2 separate regions of the Mus musculus genome follow, and region 2 is linked to region 1. A link is a loop called in an ENCODE intact Hi-C map of the cell type or tissue named here. Cell type or tissue: left cerebral cortex. All regions are shown on one strand. Links, peaks and the distances in the headings refer to the core of each region. The heading gives the core; the rest is flanking DNA.

Region 1 (9,803 bases), core at 1,013-9,012:
CACATACTGACAATAAGTTATAAAAAATTTTATGACATTTTTTGCTATACATATATTTTCAACATTAGCTAAAGACAAAAGCAAATTCACACACCAATAAGATGGATGAGTTTGTTCATTTTTACATAAAGAATTAAGTCCTAGTTGGATATGCGATGTGCTTTTCACAGTTGATAGATATTTGATTATATAATCACTAATATTGAGACCACTGGTTTGCACAGACATATAGTACAAAATGGCATAAAAAAGTTTAGAGCCAACTCAGAAATTGTTGGAAATTCTGCCTTAATCCCCAGCCAAAATTCATTTGATGATTTTGTTTTCAGTGAAATTCAAGTCAGCAACTCGTGTAGCAAATTTTTGTTTTTGTTGTTGCTTTGAGACTGGATTGGCCTGGCACTCAAGGATGTCTGCCTGCCTCCGCCTCAAAGATGTCTGCCTGCCTCCGCCTCAAAGAAGTCTGGGGTGAGTAGAATGGAGGCTGAGTCATGGCTGACTCAAGTAGCAAGTTTTAAAATCAAACATTTGAACCTAATATAAATGAAAGACATGCTAATTTAATGTTTACATGCTGAGTAACAGCAGTAGGTAAATATTAAATGCTATTGTTGTCAATAATGAAAGCATCATGGTTCTATAAGAGCAGACACCTTAGAATGTGTCCCATGTCTACATTCTCCAGAGTATACATCGGAAGGCATAGCATACAGTAGTTTTGTGCTGGCGTTAAAGTGTTCTAGGCATTGTATGAGCGATGGCACATCAAGTGCAAAGTGCAGATGTTGTGTGTTCAGGAACAAGGCTGCAGTGTGTGTGACATGTGCAGTGCATGTCATGTGTGTGATGCATGTAGTATATGTAACATGTGTGATGTGTGTGGTGTGTGTAACGCATGTAACGTGGGCAGGTGCCATCACAAACAAACACTTTCGATTCATCTCGTGTTTCATTTTGAATTAACATTTGTTCTTCATGTGTTTAGAACCTCTGTTACCAGAGTTTTCACAACCCCAATATTCAGTTCTATGACACCGTATAGAGCTATAGCTCACCACCGGAGGAGGAGTGTCCTAGCTGTAGTTAAAAGCAGCATCTCGGGGTCTCCCAGGTAAAACCAGGGATTCTCTGCATACACATGTGAAAGAGCCAAGGAGAATCTCCAGATGTGATCCGCCTCTTGGAGCCCTCATACTGAACACAGGTCCAACCCAGGACACCAGGATTACGTTTGTAACCGAGTACGAACCATACAAGTCTGATTGCTAACACAGGGAAGGACAGGTCCCAAACCTGGCAATCTTGGGCTTGATTTCTTGGAAACTGATTAATGCATGAGAGGCCTCACCACCAAACACCATCAAAGAGATAAAAGAAAAAGATTTGTTTCCTGTGTGTAGTCTGCTTTTAGCTTGAATGTCACTTCCAGGAAGCCGTCCCTGCCCGAGAATCTGATTGATGGCCTCCGACTATCACTGCCCAGCTCCCGTGGTTTAATTACTTACCAAAGTCTCTCACTAGTCTGTGAGACTCCATGGGGAGGCACCAGCTGCCTCTGTAATCATAGACCTTTTGGGGTGGGGGCGGGGGCGGGGGGGGGGCTCATGGAAGAGTGAATGTTTGTATATAGAACAGCCATGGCTCAACAGCTGTGTTAGGGACAGCTACAGCAGCAGTTTTCAACCTGTGGGTTGTGGTCTCTCTGGGGTTGATTCACTCTTTCACAGGAGTCACCCATCAGAAAACACAGCTATTTACATCATGATTCTTAATAGTAGCAAAATTATAGTTATGAAATAGTGACTGAAATAATTTTCTAGTCCGGAGTCATCACAACAAGAGGAACTGCATTAAAGGGTCACAGTGCGAGGAAGGTTGAGAACCTCTGGGCTACAGAATGGTGGTGACATTACAGGCTGAACTTCTCAGCTCTGGTTTTACTGACAGTGTAAAGGTAAAAAGAGAAGCCATGGAATTAAAAACACCGTGAAAAAGCAAGAGGAGAGATTGAAAAACAACAACAAAAACAAAACAGGATTTGATCAGACTCAGGATTTGGACTAACTGACTTTGATTGCTAATTAAACTGATCATGATAATAGATATTTTGTTTTGTTTTGAGAGAATCTCTTAGGTCAAACTGGTCTCAAACTTGCCCTGAGACTGGCCTGTCTATAACTTGTAATCCTCCTGCCCCAGTGTCCTGAGTGCTCAGATTATAGATATGGGCCACCATGCCCAGCAACTAAAGCAATCTTTTATACTCAAACTCCCAGTTAATCATTTTCTAAGAAATGAAACACAGGATGGGCAGTTGTTTTCCGCTGTGTCTCCTCTCATGCACTAATAATCAAACTTACATCATTCATGAGTGGCTATTAAAGTGTAGTTAAGCAGATAGCCTTGGACATAGTTGGAAAATTCAAGGTTGTGAATGTCAACAAGATTGAGAGGAATCACGGACTCTAACTCACACTGAGCAGGCATATTTCAAACCATCACAGTTTCTTAGCTCAACCAACTGAATGCCACAGCTTCTTCTCAACAATGTGAATAGAGACAAGTTTAATCATGGCAGGGACTAAAGTTTCTTAGAAAAACTGTCCTTCTGCCAGATGAAGGGCAATGAAGAATGAAAAAGGCATCCCTCTACCTCTTTGTGTTTTTAATGGCTCAGCCTTTAAAGGCTCCTGCTGTGGAGCCTGACCACCTGAGTTTAATCCCTAGTTCTCTACAGCACAAACTCCCACAAGTTGCCCCCTGCCCTCTGTGTGAGTGCCTTGGCATGCTTGTGACCCCACACTGAATAAATGCACAGAAGATATTATAAAAGGTCTTCAATTCATGGATGTCTATTGCTTCTTTTAACTTCTGATGTTTCCCTGTTTACAGAGTCTGAATATGTACTCTTCCTGAAGGTACCACTCCAGTCCGTACCCACATCGTATCTTTTCCTTTTTCTCCTCTCATCTGACCTTGATCTTTGCTTAGAAAATGTCTGTGAACACTCTCATTCCCTTCCTTTACCAGGGGGGAAAAAATAGAGAAAGCGGAAATAGGTCTTTTTAAGATTCATTCAGTCATCCGATAGCTGGTGGGTTGCTAAAGGTGAAAATGGAAACAGAGAAGCAGAAGTCTCTGAATTAAGGAGAATTGGGTTTAATCGCGGTTAGTTGCCTAAATAACTATTTGTATCCATGAAATTCTCTAGTTTCTCTCTGTATAACATTGGGATATCGGAAAAATGACTGTCTGTGTTGCTCAGTCTTTTAGCTGACCCTAACATAGCTCAAGGGCTGTTTCTCTCCTGTCGAGTATTTTCTTCCTCTGCTTGAAGCTGTGAACTGATCTGACACTCAGAACAGTAGAAAGGTAGCAAGGCCTGGTGTGTCTATGCTGACAGGAGAATTAGCAATTCACCCCAACCGTGTTTCAGACGCTGTGTCTGGTAGGGGTTCCATCTATAGTGCTTGTGTCCATCTTGAAGTCTAGTGCTGGGTTGCTAACTGTCAATGTTTTAGGCACAGTTATACAGGGAATTTAGCTCTATTTCCCCCCAAAGTAGAAAGCAAAGCTGCCACTGGGTTTATCATGCTTCTCCCATACCCCGGCTGGTGCAGAGCTGGGGGAAGAAGACTGTGAGCCTCTTTTGGGATTTTGAAAACAGCTTAGGAACAACGGAGAGAAATCTCACCACAGGAGAGCTGAGAAACCTATAAATATAATAGCTAATTATTAAACACTTAATTTTGAGACAAAAAAAAAACGTCCCCCCCAAAAACAAAAACCCCTCATTCCGATGTTGTATACTAGAGTTTTCTATTTTTGAATTACTGTCGTCTTCTGATCCAGATATTTATTGCCTTGGTGTTTGCCAGGAACAAGGCTGTTTCCTAGTTTTTTGATTTCTTGTATGTCTTTGCAGTGTTGTTGGGAGGATTATGGTAACAGGGAGGACAGACACATCTCTTATCTTATTAGCTCTGTAACCACAGGTAAACTCTTTAACCTTTTAAGCTCATCTGTGAGAAATGGGGATTAACATATATGATAAGCAATTAAAGATTTGCCGGGATTATGGTAAGAAGCAATTAAAGATCTTAATATATGCCAGGCTTGATAGCTAACAGATAACGTGCACAGGGGCAGGCCACTCACGTTTTCTATAGATGTCCATCCATTTCGATCTGAAACCAGTTTTAAACTTTAAGAAATGGTCATCTGACACGTGCTCAAGAGAGAAGGGAAGACTAACACTGCATAGTAGAAAAATCGGGGACATTAGCACTGAGTGGTGTGCCTTTAAACCCTAGTCATATTTGTTGCTTCTAGTTGCTCCAAATGGTCCTCCCTGCGTCTCTGCCTCCTCCTGGAAGCTGGAGGATAACGATGCTCCTCACTGATGCTGGCAGTGTAATGCTTGGAACAGCGGGCCTTGGAAGCTATGGTTGGATTAGAGCCAGGACCTGTCACCGCGCCTGGACCGCCAGAAGATGGGACCCAGAGCTAGGAGGAAAGGCCATGGTGACCAGGTTGTATTCCGTGGGCTCACTGGGGCCTTTGTTGCCTCCCGAGGTTGCATGCGCTCAGGCCGGAGGGTACAAGCCAGATGTGGCGGCTGCGCTCCAGCCCCGGCCGCAACACCGATGCAAAAAGGGGCTGGGGAGAAATATATAGGCTGCTCTATTGCGCCGTTGAGTGACAGGCTGGCCGGCCACTGGCAGCGGCGGCGGGGCGCTTAGGGAAGTGGCGGCCAATGGCTGGCGGGAACTGGGGCGGGGGCTGGGCAGGGGCTGTCCCTGGCGAGGGCGGGGCGCGCGGCCCGCGGCGGCGGAGGCGGCTCCAGCAGCGACGCCGGCGGCCGCGGCAGAAGCGCCCTGGCCCGCGGCAGGTGAGGAGCGCGGGGCGCCGGGCAGGGGGCGGCCAGGAGGAGTACGGCGGGGTCCGCGGAACACCCACCTGCTGGTGGCTGAGGCGGGGCGTCCCGAGGCCGCCGTCCGATCGCGCGCGCACCGGGCCTCGGAACCGGGAGCGGGGCGCGGGCCGGCCGCCCTCCGCGCCTCGCCGCAGCCGCAGCCCCTCGGTGCTGCGCTCCTTCCCGGTGGTTGGCCTGGAGCCTCGGGCGGTCCCGGAGCACCGGGAAAGTGCAGTGCTGTGTGCGCGTGCACCGAGACCAAGAGTTGCGGGCAGGATCCCGCGACTGGAGGGTTGGAAGGCTGGAGGGTTGGAGGGCTGGGGGGCTGGGGGGCTGGAGGTGGCGCCGCCGCGGGGCAGGTAGGGCGGGGGCCGCTTGCCTGCGGGGAACTAAGATGTTCCGGGAGGTACGGGGGGAGCGAGCCCGGATTCCTCCCAGGCCTGGGTTTCCTCCATCCCATGGAAGCGGCGAGTGGGATCCCCTCCCCGACCTCAGGTGGGGTCTCGGACCCCTCCAGGTGTGACAGGTGATGTCTGGAAGGCTTGGCGTTAAGTGGTGGCAGTGGTACGCTTCCCGCGCCCGCTTTTATTTCTCTAAGCGTTGTGATCTCAGGAGCGGGTTCACGGCTTACATTTAGAATTCGGAAATAGCTGTAGATGGTATGTTATCTTCTTCGAGCCTGCCATCTATTTTGCTGTTGTGCTTTTTGCTGCCGACAAATTATTTAGTAAAAGATAAAAGAATGACATGGTTATTCACTTGAATGTAAAAATCTAAATTTAGAATCATGTAACACGCGCTCTGTGGTTCAGGCTCCTTTCTCTTCCAAATGCTTAAAGAATAGTTTTACTAACAGGTTATGGTGACATAGGTTCCATTAACCCCTGAGTGTAAATCATAACACATACTAGACAATGAAATTATGTAAGCTGTATAAAAGAAATATTTATGTTCTCTAAGTGGAAAGGGCATGAGTTTTTCATAATTGCGGTTTATAAAGTTGTGCAGGCTTACGTCATGGTGTTCATTGATCCGGGGTGTCATGAATCGTGCCTCTTGTTCTTTCAGGCACCTCTGTTTTGTCTGTGGGATGCTGATGAAGGACTCTACCAAATGTTAACCAAAGTGTTCTTAGCCGTGGAACATATGGGATATTTCAGAGAACACTTTAAAAACTTAATTAAAAAAAAAAAACAAACCCAGATGCAAGATTGTTAAATCTATTAACAAAACATATTCCTCATTCTGCGGTTTAGAGTTGAAGCCTCTTTTGGAGGATGGAGGAATGGCTAGTTACGTAGTCATTTTTTTGTTCAAAGACTTGGTTGTTATCAATTAATATAGCCAGGACAGTCTTAAGGTAAGGGCGGTAGATAAGTATTCACATATGTGGCCTCGGACACAAATGTAGGTCACCTGTGTCTAACGAGCCAGCCTCAAGCTGCCTGGGGTGGTTTAAGGGTACGAGGTGTGTTCTGTTTCCTCCTCTCTGGAGATTTCATTCACGTGTGCTTCACGATGAAGCTTAGTTTGGAAAACCCTGGTGTAAAATGAATAGCTGCATTCCGGTGGAGTGTAACACTCCTCCTCCTTTTGAGATGTCAGAACTTATTAGTAGAATTCCCTAACCGTATCTTCCCTAAAATGGGGTTTGCTAACTTCTTAGGCCCAGTATTTAATACTCCATATGCTTCTGGGGTATTATGGATGGCTAATCTATAGCATTTATACTTTTATATAGGCTTCATTTGTATGTAATAAAACAACTTCTCTCTCTCTCTCTCTCTCTCTCTCTCTCTCTCTCTCTCTCTCTCTCTTTGTTGTTGTTTCTTGAAACAGGATTTCTCTGTGTAGCCTTGGCTGTCCTGGAACTTGCTCTGTAGACCAGACTGGCCTCGAACTCATAGATATCTGTCTGTCTTTGCCTCCCAAGTGCTTGCATTAATGGCATGGGCCACCACCACTTAGCTTAATAAAAACTTTTTTTTTTAAAGATTTATATATTTATTATGTATATAGCACTCTGCTTGCATGTATCCCTACAGGCCAGAAGAGGGCATCAGATCTCATTACAGATGGTTGTGAGCCGCCATGTGGTTGCTGGGAATTGAACTCAGGCCTTCTGGAAGAGCAGACAGTGCTCTTAACTGCTGAGCAATCTCTCCAGCCCCATTAATAAAACCTTTTAAATTATCATTTTAGAATGATTCTGCATATCTCTACTTCCTGATTTATGTCAGCTAGATATTTATTCTAATAATCAGCTCTACCTGCCCTTCCCCAACAAAATCCTCCCTGAAGCAAAATATGACTATATATAGACAGAAAGTGAAAAGTGTGTTTGTATAATGTCATACCAGGCTTAAAATTCCAAGTCACAGTTTACTGAGGTAGTGCCCCTGTTCTTAGAGTCAGAAGTCATCATTGAGTGTTTTATTGAGCTAATAGATTAGGTACTTGGTGGAATTTAAAATCATTGGATTTTGTTTTCCCAGTGAGGACCTTTGGTTGTAGGTGGTCAGCATGGGCATAGTTGGGATAAAGTTAGCCATGGGAGGTGAATAAATTAGGTCTTAGCAACTTGGAGAACCTCTTTGGAATACCAGGTGCTCAGGTAGTCACAGGCCGTGCAGTGGAATGTAGTGCTTCTAGAATTTTACATGGAAATGAGAGCTCCTGGCCAGAGAAACTAACAGGCAGGCTTTGTTGGGGACTCAGGAGGGAGGGATTAGCCAAAGGCTGCAGGAAGTGGGAAATTTGTTCAGAGTTGCACATTTGGACTGTGAAATTTTCTGTTCATTCTGTAGTTTTTATACCATAACAGGCTTGTGCCTACTGCAGAACAGAAAACATTTTTTAAAATGTAATACATTTGGAAAATTTATGTTTTCTGTCGAGCCAAGTTAACACTCAGAAAGGCTCTCTAGTCTCATCTGAGCTGCGACTGTCTCCTGCAGCAACTCCGTCCTGCTGTGGTGTAAGCGGTCAATCTGAGGGACAAAAGGCAGCAGATAAGAATTCTGCCAGGCCATGGTGACACACACCTTTAATCTGAGCACTTTGGGAGGCAGAGGCAGAGGCAGTGGCAGAGGCAGACAGATCTCTGTGAGTTCGAGGGTAGACGGTAGACAGTTCTAGGCCAGCCAGAGCAACACAGGGAAACCATGTCTCAAAAAGCAGACAAACAGAAACAGAACTTAAACCTAGAAGTTACTGAAACTGAGGTTTCTCATTGGGTTTACCTCCTTGTGTATAAAATAGGGGTTGTAACGCTTGCCCTGTAAGGACTTAGTGAAGGTTTAAGTCTTGTTACTGCCCAGAATAAAGGAAAAAAGCCAGTGAAGTATAGTAACCATCCTCACCATCACACTGTCATTTGTCCCTGTGTGGTCTTCCTTGGCTAGTGGAGATTCCCAGTGATTCACAGTGCTAGAAATAGCTGAGGTTGTAGTTTGTGAATTGCCTGCAAATGGCTGCTTTAATCAGGCGTGCCCTTCCACTGAGAGATGTGTCTCTTGGGCCTGATAATTGTTTTTGGAGGTACAGTAACTCACCCCACTAGAGGCTCATTTACTGTAGCATCACAGGAAGTGGTGCTACCCCTTGGTGCCACTAGAAATCAACGCTTGCCTGACAAGCCCCTAGGGGGTGAGACCAGTTATGTCTAGCGTGGACCACGCAGGGGCTGGCTCATCTGTTGGCTTATTTTTCTCTTTGATACAGTTGGTATTTATTGAAGGCCTATCTTGTGCTGGGCATTCTACTTAGCAACCTCATGCCTTTCCAGTTCTAAAGAATTTTAGTTAGCTGAACAGCGAGCGCGGTCCTCCTCATTTCTTGAGCATCATAACCCAATGGGGTAGGCTGTGGCCGAGAGAGAGTGGGCTAGATCACTGCCTCTTCTGAACGTGTAAATATTTCCAGCTGTCTCTCTAAAACTCAAGATGAGGATATTGATAATTGTAAGGATTTTGTGGTATGTGGGATACCAGAGTCCGTCGCTTTCTTATTTCATAGATGAAATTTGGAGGCATGGAAGAAAAGAGGCACGTCAGGGCATTTCAGTAATGCCATAAGTCAGCACTGGGCAGCAGACTCTTCAAACTATTGCAGTTGTACATTCCCTTATTTTTATTTATTTTCTTAACCATTGCTTGCTCTTATGCAGCGGAATAATAACTCGGGGAGAGGGGGATGAAACTTAAGGCTCAGTTGTTAGGGATCCCTTTGGGAATCTGTGAGCCCCACAACTTCTCCCTTTAAATGAGCAACCATAAATTTTTATGTTTTCCATAGACAGAACCAGCCAGGAAGGAAGGAATACAGTTTGAAGCTTTTTTTTTTTTTTTTTTTTTTTTTTGAGGAAAAAGACCCTTATAATTCTGCTATAAGAAATGAATCATTTTAATATGGGGGTGGTCTTCATAAGTACAGTTTAGGCTTGACAAGAGTCTGCCTTTGACACTGAATAATAAATGGAGAAACCTCTGGTTTGTATTATTTAGTGAGTTTTCCTTTCGTTTCTTTCCCTGACAGGAAGAAGAAAAAGAAGCATCCCTTAGCCCCCAGCCTCTGAAAACTGCGAAGACAATCTGGAATAGCAATACCCACTGTTGCTTTGCTGCCTGACGCCTTCTGCCCAGCATCTGAAGTGAACCTCAATCATCAATTCATCAATTGCTTTTTTTTTTTTTTTTTTTTTTTTGGCCCGGGACCAAGGCGTTCTGGATTCTGTTGATTTGAGGCTGGAGAGAGACCGGTCTTGCTTGTCATCGCCAACTTGCTAACCAGTGTGATGGTGAAATGAGATGAGGCTCCGAAATGGAACTGTGGCCACTGCGCTGGTATTTGTCACGTCCTTCCTTACCCTATCCTGGTATACCACGTG
Region 2 (9,803 bases), core at 1,256-9,255, 73 kb before region 1:
AGGGAACTCGGATTTTCTCCTGCCAACTACATATATCCAGGGAGCCACGGAAGCACCTGATCTGGGGGTTGCTGATGCGTTTTGGCAGGGAGAACATCCTCCAACAGGGAAATGGTGAGCTTTGGGCCTTGATTATGTGCTGGAGAGGAAATGAAGGGGTAGTGGGTTCACTCGGGGTTGGAGCTAGTGCAAAGCTCTATATTATGTGCTTTATGGAAAACCCTTGCCTGCTTTCAAAATAAAGCCTCCGGCAAGCACAATAACTTCTGTTATAAGATCGCCCCATAGCTGCTGGACAGAACTGATGGAAAGCCACTAAAACCCACAGTGATATTGACCAGGAGCTGGCTGTGAGCCAGGACAGATAACAGATTAATGAATGTTTTAAGAACAGAGCTGGTCTTATATGCTGAAAGCCTAATGTAACCCTGAAGCAAACACAAGGTGCGGTATTCTCAGGACACAAGGTCCACACCTGCCCTGGAGCCCCCTTAGCGTCTGTCTGTCATGCCCATGTATGTCAGGACTGTAGCTGGGGGCCTAAAAAACAAGCAGATAGGACCAAATGCTGTTCTGGCTTCAACCACTTGAGAGACATGGTTGCTAATAGGTCCACTTTAGATCAGAAGTCTTATTGAACAAACTCAGGCCTTTTCTTCCCCGGAGGAGGTTTTAATTCCTGGAAATGAGCTGTGGATATACATTTTTACAATGGCGGTTCAGGGGCTGCAGGGATGGCTCCAGTTAAAGCATTTGCCACACAAGTGTGAGGACTTGAGTTGACTTGAGCCCAGCACCCAGTTTCTTATTATCCCAGCACTGGGGGTGGGGGACAGAAAGGAGGCCCTCTGGGGCTTACTGGCCAGCCAGTCTAGCTGTATTATTGAGCTCTAGGTTAGGTGAGTGTCCCAATCTCAAAAATAAGGGTGCATAGAGATTTGCTTGGTGACAATCCCTGGCCTTCACATGCATACACGCACATAAACTTGTGTATGTACTCATGCACACATACAAGCACACACATGAATATGCACATGAAAGTGTACATACACGTGGATGTGCAAGCACACACATGAATGTGCAAACACACATACCTACACACATACATGCATGCATGAATGCACAAGCACATTCATACACAGACATGCTCACACACAGGCGTGAGCACGCTCACGCACACATACACACACACACATACATACTCGTGCACACAGTTGCTTCAAGAAGCACAGCAGTATGCTGCCCTGTTCCAAGCTTGCTTAGACCAGAACATCTGCTTTAATATCTCAGCCCAAGAGCGAGAGTCCCTAAGTTCACATCCTCCAGCTCCTTGCTTCCCAACCACAACTGTGTTCTTGACAGCTCTAATCTTCCGGGCTCAGCCTTCTGAGAGGTGTCATGCAGGGTGTGGCTTATCATTTGTGCTTCACTCTCAGTGGGTCACTTCTAGGATTCTTTCTGGAAAAACAAAACAAAACAAGCAAGCAAACAAAAACCAGTGCCTTACATTTGAATTTTAGTAGGCACCAAAACCAAGCAAAGGGGGTGACTCCGAGTGATAGAAAGTGTTTGCCACCTGTAGGTGGAGCATCCCAGGATCGGGTGAGTGGTTAGGACTTGGGGGGAGTGGTGTCTTCTAAATACAGATAGCTAAGTCACATAAGTCCACAAGCTAAGTCCATAAGCCCACTGCATTAGTTTCCCCATCTTTTGAAAGAGATTAGAAAACAGAAATCAGCAAAATGGTTGCCTTACGTTGTTACCAGCAATGACAGACAGAGTAGCAGTGGGAGCAGCTGAGGCCCAGCCAGTGGTCTTCTACACATATCGTAATGGAGAACAGCTGGCAGGTGCCAGGCACTGTGCTGGGGCTTGGAGGAGGATGACGTCACTGAATCTTTACAAACATCTGGCATAGATAGCAGGTTGTCTTCTGGGATTTTTACACCTGCATTTACACGGGGTCTGCCCAGGAGCACACGGCTAGCCTGAGGCCTGAAACCCAGCCCCAGGACAGGCTGTGTTGAAGATCAGTGCTTTACAGTATTTTCCCAAATAGAGCTTGAGGGAAGAGACTACGCTACTGAGGAGGGAGGGGTTTTGTTCCTTTGATGGACTCCTCTCAGTAACTAACAAAGTGATAGTTTCTTCTGATCAGAAGTCACTTGCCTGTGCAATGGGGTTGTTAGGGCCCAGCTGTGTGGCTCTCCAGCTCCCCACACCTGAGGCCCTTGCCATCTGGAAGTGTTAGTCTGGGTTTGTTCTAAGGCAGATTAGATTGCTCCCTTCCCAGGCAGGTGTGGGGAGCCAGCTTTTTCTCAAACTCTCAGCAAAGGGATCTCATACATTCCAACACGTGGTGTCTGCTGTTCAGTGAGAGACTTGTCGAGCTCTGCAGGTGTTGGCTGCAGACCTGGGTACACTTGACAACCTAAAGCCCTTATTATTCCGGAGGAGGGGCTGAGATGTCAGAAATCTTTAAACCAGATCCCCAGGAGACTCAGGTCTGTCTATTGAGGCCGGAATATAAACAAAGGAGTGGCTTTATTTGCCACATCTGCCGTGCCCTAGAGCTGACCTTTTGAGCAGATCTAATCGCAGAAGAGATTTTATGTTTCAACCTTGGCCCTGAGAGTTAATGCTTTAAGGGGTCACTGACAACCTGTTTGCCCGCCCCCTCAAGGCCGCCATAGACTGCCCACTGCCCGTCTTCATTCCTCTCTCTAGCCCTAGCCCTCCCTAGCCCAGATGGAGCACAGACGCAGAGCCGTGGGTTCCAGTGTGGCAGAGGATAAGGGTGCAAGTCACAGAAACCACTCAGGCCTGTGTCACAGAGCAGAATGACTGTCACCCGACTCTGCCCATACTTTACTTGGGACAGAGGTGCAACATCTCTGAGGCTTGATATTGTGAGATGTGTCCAAGTGTGGGGAAATACAGGAACCAAACAGGAAAGAAATGGCTGCTAAGAGGTCTTGGTCACTTGCTCAGGCCAGTGCTCCATGAAGTTGCCTGTAGGTCACCTCCTGGCACAGCCTAGTGCAGTTGCAGGGTTCACCCACTCCCAGGGTCAGCATGTGAACGTAGGTACATGGGCATACATCAGTGCAGTTGGAAACATTGCCACTTGAGCAGTCCCCAGAGCCCCACCCTCCCCTGGGGGTCCCTTCTTGCCAAACCACCTTAGAGGCAGTCTCATATAACTTTTCTGCTCGTTTGAATGTTTTTAACTCTACGTGTACAAGTGTTTGTGCACCGTGTGTCTACCTACCGATGCCAAAGAAGGCAGCGTGACCCGAGGAACCAGAGTTACAGATGGTTGTGAGCCACATGTGGATGCTGGGACTCAACCTCAGGTGCTCAGGCAGAGCAGCCGGCACTCCTCCCTGGGCCCCCCAGCCCTCCTCCCTGGGCCCCCCAGCCCTCCTCCCTGGGCCCCCCAGCCCTCTTTATGCTCATTTTAAAAATGTATCTTTTGGCTCAGATGAAATTATCCAAGTGCAGGTTATAAAGAATTTACCAGAACTATGTCTTGTGCCTTTGGGCTAAGAGGTGACAGAGTGCTCAGTACCCAGCACTGAGCTTTGAGGAGGTGAGAGAGGCTGGCCTGGCCTTCAACAAGCTACTTCTCTGCTCTGATTTCAAACTGGAATGGCAAGTTCCTCGGGTTGTGAATTTAATCTTATCAGAACTGTTCGAGGAATATGTTGTTAGCCAAGAAAATAAAGTTCAAACCCTGAGAAAATGTTCCGTCTGTTTCGAAGAGAGTAGCTGCCTCTGGGATAGGGATGGGAGTGAGGGTGAGACACAGGAAGAGTTCTGCGGGAGCTCCTGGTCACTAAGTGAAGAAATGGCAGGAGAGGGCAAAGAGGGCCCTTTAAAAGAATGTAGAGCAGGAGAAGAAAAACAGCCGGTGTTAACCATGCAGGCCCCAACTTCCTGTGTCAGGTGAAGACAGATGGTTGTAGAAATGGCATCACGTCCCACAAAGGGAATGTTTTTAGCGCGTCAAGTAAATCCGGAGTGGGGGCGGGTGGCTGGTCCCAAATGTAGACTCTTATCAAAGGCATCCTATCTGTGCATACATTCCAGCTCCTCCCAGAGAGAAGGCCCTGGTAGAAATTAGCTCCAAAGTGCACAGGTTGGGGTGGCAGCTGCATCTTGTGGTTTTGGCGGCTCAGACCAGAGGAGGTAATCTATTTGAGACATCTATAGAAGAAAAAAAAAAATGAAGTTTGCTGAAGAGAGGCTTTGGCTCAGGGGGGAATGGGAAGTGGGGGTCTCTCTGAGACTCTACTCCTCAATCCTACCACTCCTCAGCCCCCTGAACCAAGCAAAGCAATATAACACACCTTGTATGGGAGAGAAGCTGTGGGTGGGACTGAAGGGGAGAGTGGGACTATCTGCCTAACATTGCTCCTTCTTGGCCTTTATCACAGAAAAGGGTCAGCCTCCTGCGGCTACAGGTCCTGGGGCTGATGGGCAACCCACCCCACCCTGGATCACCATGGCCCGGCAGAAGAGAAGAGGAGCCCCAGACCTGCCCGTCAACCAGGAAGAGAAACCTGGGTCGAGGATCCTAAAGACAGAAACTGGGAAGCAAGCCAAGGTGGCCGAGAGAGCCCAGGTTACCACTCTTTTTCTGTGGCGTTCGGGGTGGGGGTGGGGTGAGGAGGGCAGCGATCTTGTGAGGGTGTGGTGGGAGCAGGTACCGCTGTGCTCACAGAGGTCCTGCATGAACATCACAGAGATGCCGTGCCTACCGTGATGGCTGACATGCGCAAAGGCAGTACGTCAGCTTGTGGACCCCGTGATGGAGCTAGCTGCCTCTTTGCCTGTGTGGGCTGGTAGAAATGCAGTGGCGCCCGAGGCTGCTCTGGCCTCCTAGGCAACGCAGCTCAGCCTCTGGAAAAAAATTGAAGACAGTTAAAACAACGGCTCCCTTCAGACACACGCTAATATGGTCACCAGCTCCACCTCAGCCCCTTGTGTGATGATAAATGAAGCCTGCTCTGGCTGCTGCCTGCTGGCTTCCCTTTTCCCTCACCTGGGGCTGCACAGCCAAAACCTGGAGTTGCATGTTGTATTCAACTGAAAACAGCTCTCACCAACCCCAACAACTGTGCTGATGCACCCTCTGCTAACCAGTACAATAAATGGGGTTCTGCTGTCTAGGAAAGGGAGCCTGCGCTGCAATAGGACCTGCTTCCCTTCCTGCTAATGCAATCCTCAGTTGTGTCTACACAGCTGAAGACCTGTATGTAGCATTGAGGAGGGGAAATTACAGTGCGAAATGTTAGCCCATTTCAGCTGCTGCCATATAGTGTGTATCATAAAACCATTCCCTACGGCTTTCACATAGAGTCCTCGCTCTATACCATCTGGGGCTGAGACTGGGCTGTCCAGGCAAGCAAGGAGCCACCATGCACACGTGGGCTGCAGGAGGCTGGCACAAGTCAGCTCTGGCATTTTGGTGGGTGATGCCGGTGCACAGAGCCCCTTTCCAGAAAGTGCCAGCAGCAGGGTGCATCTTGGAAGAGACATTTTGTAGCTAAGACACTTGGAGTATTTACCCACTCTGAGTCTGTTATCCTTGGGCAGCACCTGTCATTTTGTGTCTCCGTAGGAGTCTGTGAAGCAGGGTGACTTCGTCCGGAGCAAATCTTTCCTGATGACCCCTGCAAAGCCTGCTGTGACCCAGAGGCAGGGGTCAAAACTGAACCTCAAGGAAGGGCTACAGAGAGGAATCTCACTGTCCCATCAGAACTTGGGTATGAGACTGGCTTTTATTTCCAAATACTTTGGCACACACTCATGCACGCGCACACAGATATATATATTTACACATACACACACACATATATATATTTCTTCCTATGATTGGAGTTTGTGTTATTGAATCATTTTGCCATGTTGAGCAGTGTTTTTTTAATGTAGTCCCCCCCCCCTTTTTTTGAGAAGGAATTTACATGAGATAACGGTCACCCATATCCAGTGTGCATTTCAGTGGATGTATTTAACGGTGAGATTATGTGTATTTGCGGAGTCCCACCACCCTGGTAGCAATCTAAGAATAGAACATCCCCCTCACACTGGAAGGAAACCTACTTGTCACATTCCCTACCCTGGGGGTAGGTAAGCACTAACCTACTTTGTGTCTCTGTGAGATATCCCTTTTTGGGAATGTGAAATCATAAAACACAGGTCCCTGTCTCTGCTGGTTTTGAATGCAATTCTGAGCTCCGGGAGGTGGTATTTGTCACCTCAAATGGTGGATGAGCCCGGAGTCTCCTGCACACTAATCACATACTCTCCCGTCGAGTGACATCCCGAACCTAATATTTTTTAATTTTTTATTTACTTTGTATTGTGGTCAAACGACACGAGACTTGTACTTTACTAGCCATCTTAATTGGGTGGTTGTGAAGGTGGTATGCTCGGTCCCTCGTGCAGCCTACCTCTGGTGTTCTGCAGTTAGACCCTGAACCTTTCTAGACTCACTTTGCCTCCGGAACCACCTAAGCCTGCTCTGAAACTCTTCCAATCGTATGTGCTCCACACTCGATGCTTCAGTCTTCACTCCTTTATGCACTGAGGGATTGTGTGTCCTGGAGCACAGTGGAGACTGGAACGTATATTTAAAGCTATAGGAGAGGCTTAGCGAAAACCCACACTGGGTCTCTTGCTTTTGTCTGTTTTGTCTCCCAGCAGCTCAGGCTGCAGCGACCACAGAGAAGGAACTTCATCAGCTGAAGAGGGCCAGTTACGCCAGTACAGATCAGCCATCCTGGATGGAACTCGCCAGAAAGAAATCTCAAGCCTGGAGCGACATGCCCCAAATCATAAAATAGATTGGCAGGCTGCTGGGGAAGGAGGTCCACTGGACCGACGAGCCACTTAGTTTTAAACTGCCAATAAATCTTGGCAAGCAGACTGTGAAACTTACGATTGATTTTTGTCAACGGCTTCTGATGTGCTCCGAGAAGAGAGAGGAACCAGGGGGAACGGAGAAGACCAGCAGACAGCCTCAGTGCCGGGCCAGAGGGGCTGTGGCAAGAATGTTGCGAAGTTTAGGGGCGCCATTCCTGTGCTGAGATGTCAGCGTGAGCCTACGAGTCCCAGGTCTGCGCTGCCTCTTGCCATCAGCCAGTGCCTCTGGCCACCGTCTTGCCGTGGGCCATCGTGGTCTTTCTTGTTTACTAATAGGCATGATTGTTTGTGGTAAAGCAGGGATTCCCTTTACAAGAGCAGCTACCCACTTAACAATCCAGTTTCCTGAAGAAACCCACCCACCCCGAGAAGGAGAGGAAGGGACGTGGCAGGGTTTGTCAATTCATAGACTGTTTCCAAAAAGAATTTTTAAACTTTTCCACTAGGCATCTGTGTCCTGTGCAAAATGCATTGCCTGTTTAATAAAAAGTTTCAAACATGTTTCTGCTCTGTGCGTCAATATTATTTTTGCTCCTAGAGAACATCTTCCAATGCTGAGGGAATGCCCTTACGCCTCAGTGAAAATCCTGACTTGGTTGGGAGTTGAGTTTGTTGTGTATTAGCGAGGGGTGGGTGGTGGTGGTGGTAGGGAGTGGTTGGTTTTTATTGTTCTAACAAAACATTGGTGTTCATTTTAGGAAGAAAGAAGAATTTGTAGGATTTTTTTTTCATTTGCTCTACATATAACATTGCAAGAATATGAAAGTCTTAGGGGCCGTCTATCCTAGTTTGCTTTCCAGTTTGTTTATAAACATCATAACCAAAAGCGGCTTGGGAGAAAAGGTTTATTTGAGCTGACACAACCCAGGTCACAGTCCACTCAGGGAAGCCAAGGCTGGAACTAGGAGCAGAGATTGAAACACGAGCCACAGGGAAATGCTGCTTACCAGTTTGTTCCTTGTGGCAGGCTCAGCCTGCTTTCTTATACAACACAGGATCACCTGCCCAGGAATGTTGCCGCCTGAAGAGAGCTGGGCTCACTCACAGAGAATTCCCTTACAGACTTGACCATGTGTTGGCTAACGAGGCATTTTCTCAGGTGACCCTGGCTTGTGTCACGTTGCCAAAATACAATAAGTAAATCTAAGCGGGACACTATTGACACTTTATGGCATTTCACCCATCCAGCCTGCATATTTCTGTTGACAACAGGCTCGCTGGTACAACAGCCAAGAATGTAGAATGTGGCAAAATTGGGCTGGAAGAAAAGTTTGGGATCTCAGAGGTTCTGTGCAATGGCTCCTTAGCAGTTGCTTTAAAACAATTCGTTTGTTCCTCCCCACAAGCCAGTCTCTATGGGAGTTAATTCAGCTAGACGCAAAATCAGTCCGACCTCATGATATGTTTGTTCTATTATAACTTGATTTTATGTGTCCTAAGGGTTGCCACTTTTAGTCTATTTTTCCATTCTCATGAAAATTCTTTTCCTAGCTGTTAGTGCTACACAATTTTATGGCATCTGCCTCTGCCGAAGGAGTGTGGGACAGTTTCTTTCCACAGACAAATTGATTTATTAATGACATTCTCTTAGAGAACATAAATGCAAGAACTCTAAAGCTTTGGCCTGAATAGTTTTAACTAGAGAAAAATCAATTTGTCTGTATTTCTCTGGCCAGCAGAGCATTTCAGAGGAATGCTTTGGAGGCAGAGGCCTCACTACAGGAACAAAAAGACGTGGTTCAGTTTTGATTTGACTGTTCTCTGTGTTTCAGGGTGTGGTACACAGCAGGCTTAGGTTTTTAGGACATAGGAGAATTCGGTAGGATGGAGTCCTATAGCCTCTGCCCTCTGCACGGAGATTAGGCTCTGATAGAAGACCTGGAGGCCAGCCAAGCTTGGCCAGCCAAGGCTCGGTGGTGATGTAGAAGTCTACAGTGGTAACAATGGGGAAAGCGTGAGAGGAGTCACCAGACCCAGTTCTCCTGAGCAGAAGGAACGGGCATTGCTGGGAGTACATTAGCCACTTTAGTTACAACCCTCTCTTCCGTCCTTGGGGTGAGTATGCATTTCTGCTTTGTCGATGAAGTCGTTGAGGCACGTTGAAGCTAAGGCCATTGACGGCCTACGTTTTTAAACCCTACTGTAAATTGATATCTTAGTTAGGGTTTTACTGGTGAGCAGACACCACAACCAAGGCAACTCTTATTAGGACAACATTTAATTGGGGCTGGCTTACAGGTTCAGAGGTTCAGTCCATTATCATCAAGGTGGGAACATGGCAGTATCCATGAAGACATGGGGCTGGAGGGGCTGGAGGAGCTGAGAGTTCTTCATCTTCATCTGTAGGCTGGTAGAAGACTGGCTTCCAGGCAGTTAGGAAGAGTCTTAAAGCCCACACCCACAGTGACACACCTACTCCAACAAGACCACACCTACTCCAAGGCCACACCCCCAAATAGTGCCACTCCCTGGGCCAAGCATATACAAACCATCACAATTGACACCCCTGGTTTTGTTTTTCAGAGCTGAGACCTAAACCCTTGTGCCTCTAGGCAACCATCATACCACGGAGCTGAACCCCCAACCCTAGCATTCCTGCTTTTAAATCTCAGTCAGTACAGGAGTGAACCTTGCCCTCAGAGACATCATGGGAGCACACTGAGCATGACCTTGTGAACTCGTGGGTCTTAGGAACAAATGTGTACACCACGCTTTCTCCTTGGTGACCACCTCTGTCTTTGAGTTCCTTTAAAGGATAAGAGAATGTGCTGGCTTTTTGTTGTTGTTGCTGCTGCTTTAATTTGGCACTTTTAAATTTTCAGTGCACATGTACTTGAATAATTTGGCATGTTTCTAACTTGTGTGGGAGTTCC

Evidence for each region. Hi-C counts contacts between places; a loop is a spot of excess contacts. Peaks named below come from ENCODE experiments on the same cell type or tissue, not always from the same donor. Only the 100,000 strongest peaks of a DNase experiment are listed, where the experiment ranks them.
Region 2: a loop joins it to region 1, with 2.0 times the contacts of the local background. A loop is called at or near these places in 5 of 42 quality-filtered maps.

The regions. Positions count from the first base shown.
Region 1 is chr1:37,536,053-37,545,855 of GRCm38, reverse strand. Mgat4a (mannoside acetylglucosaminyltransferase 4, isoenzyme A) reads left to right here and starts at 4,840. Exons shown (of 16, transcript NM_173870.3): 1 at 4,840-4,891; 2 at 9,452-9,803. The coding sequence starts at 9,724. In left cerebral cortex, for the core only: a CTCF peak has its summit at 6,979 (motif pointing right); DNase peaks (open chromatin) are centred at 4,687, 5,560 and 7,749; H3K4me3 peaks cover 2,397 bases; H3K27ac peaks cover 1,428 bases.
Region 2 is chr1:37,609,305-37,619,107 of GRCm38, reverse strand. Cracdl (capping protein inhibiting regulator of actin like) reads left to right here. Exons shown (of 10, transcript NM_028096.1): 8 at 4,440-4,627; 9 at 5,627-5,771; 10 at 6,712-7,432. The coding sequence ends at 6,851. It overlaps 4930556I23Rik (a long non-coding RNA gene), which reads right to left and starts at 4,601. Exons shown (of 2, transcript XR_373329.1): 1 at 4,541-4,601; 2 at 3,735-4,209. In left cerebral cortex, for the core only: a CTCF peak has its summit at 1,546; DNase peaks (open chromatin) are centred at 4,012, 4,826 and 6,140; H3K27ac peaks cover 1,651 bases.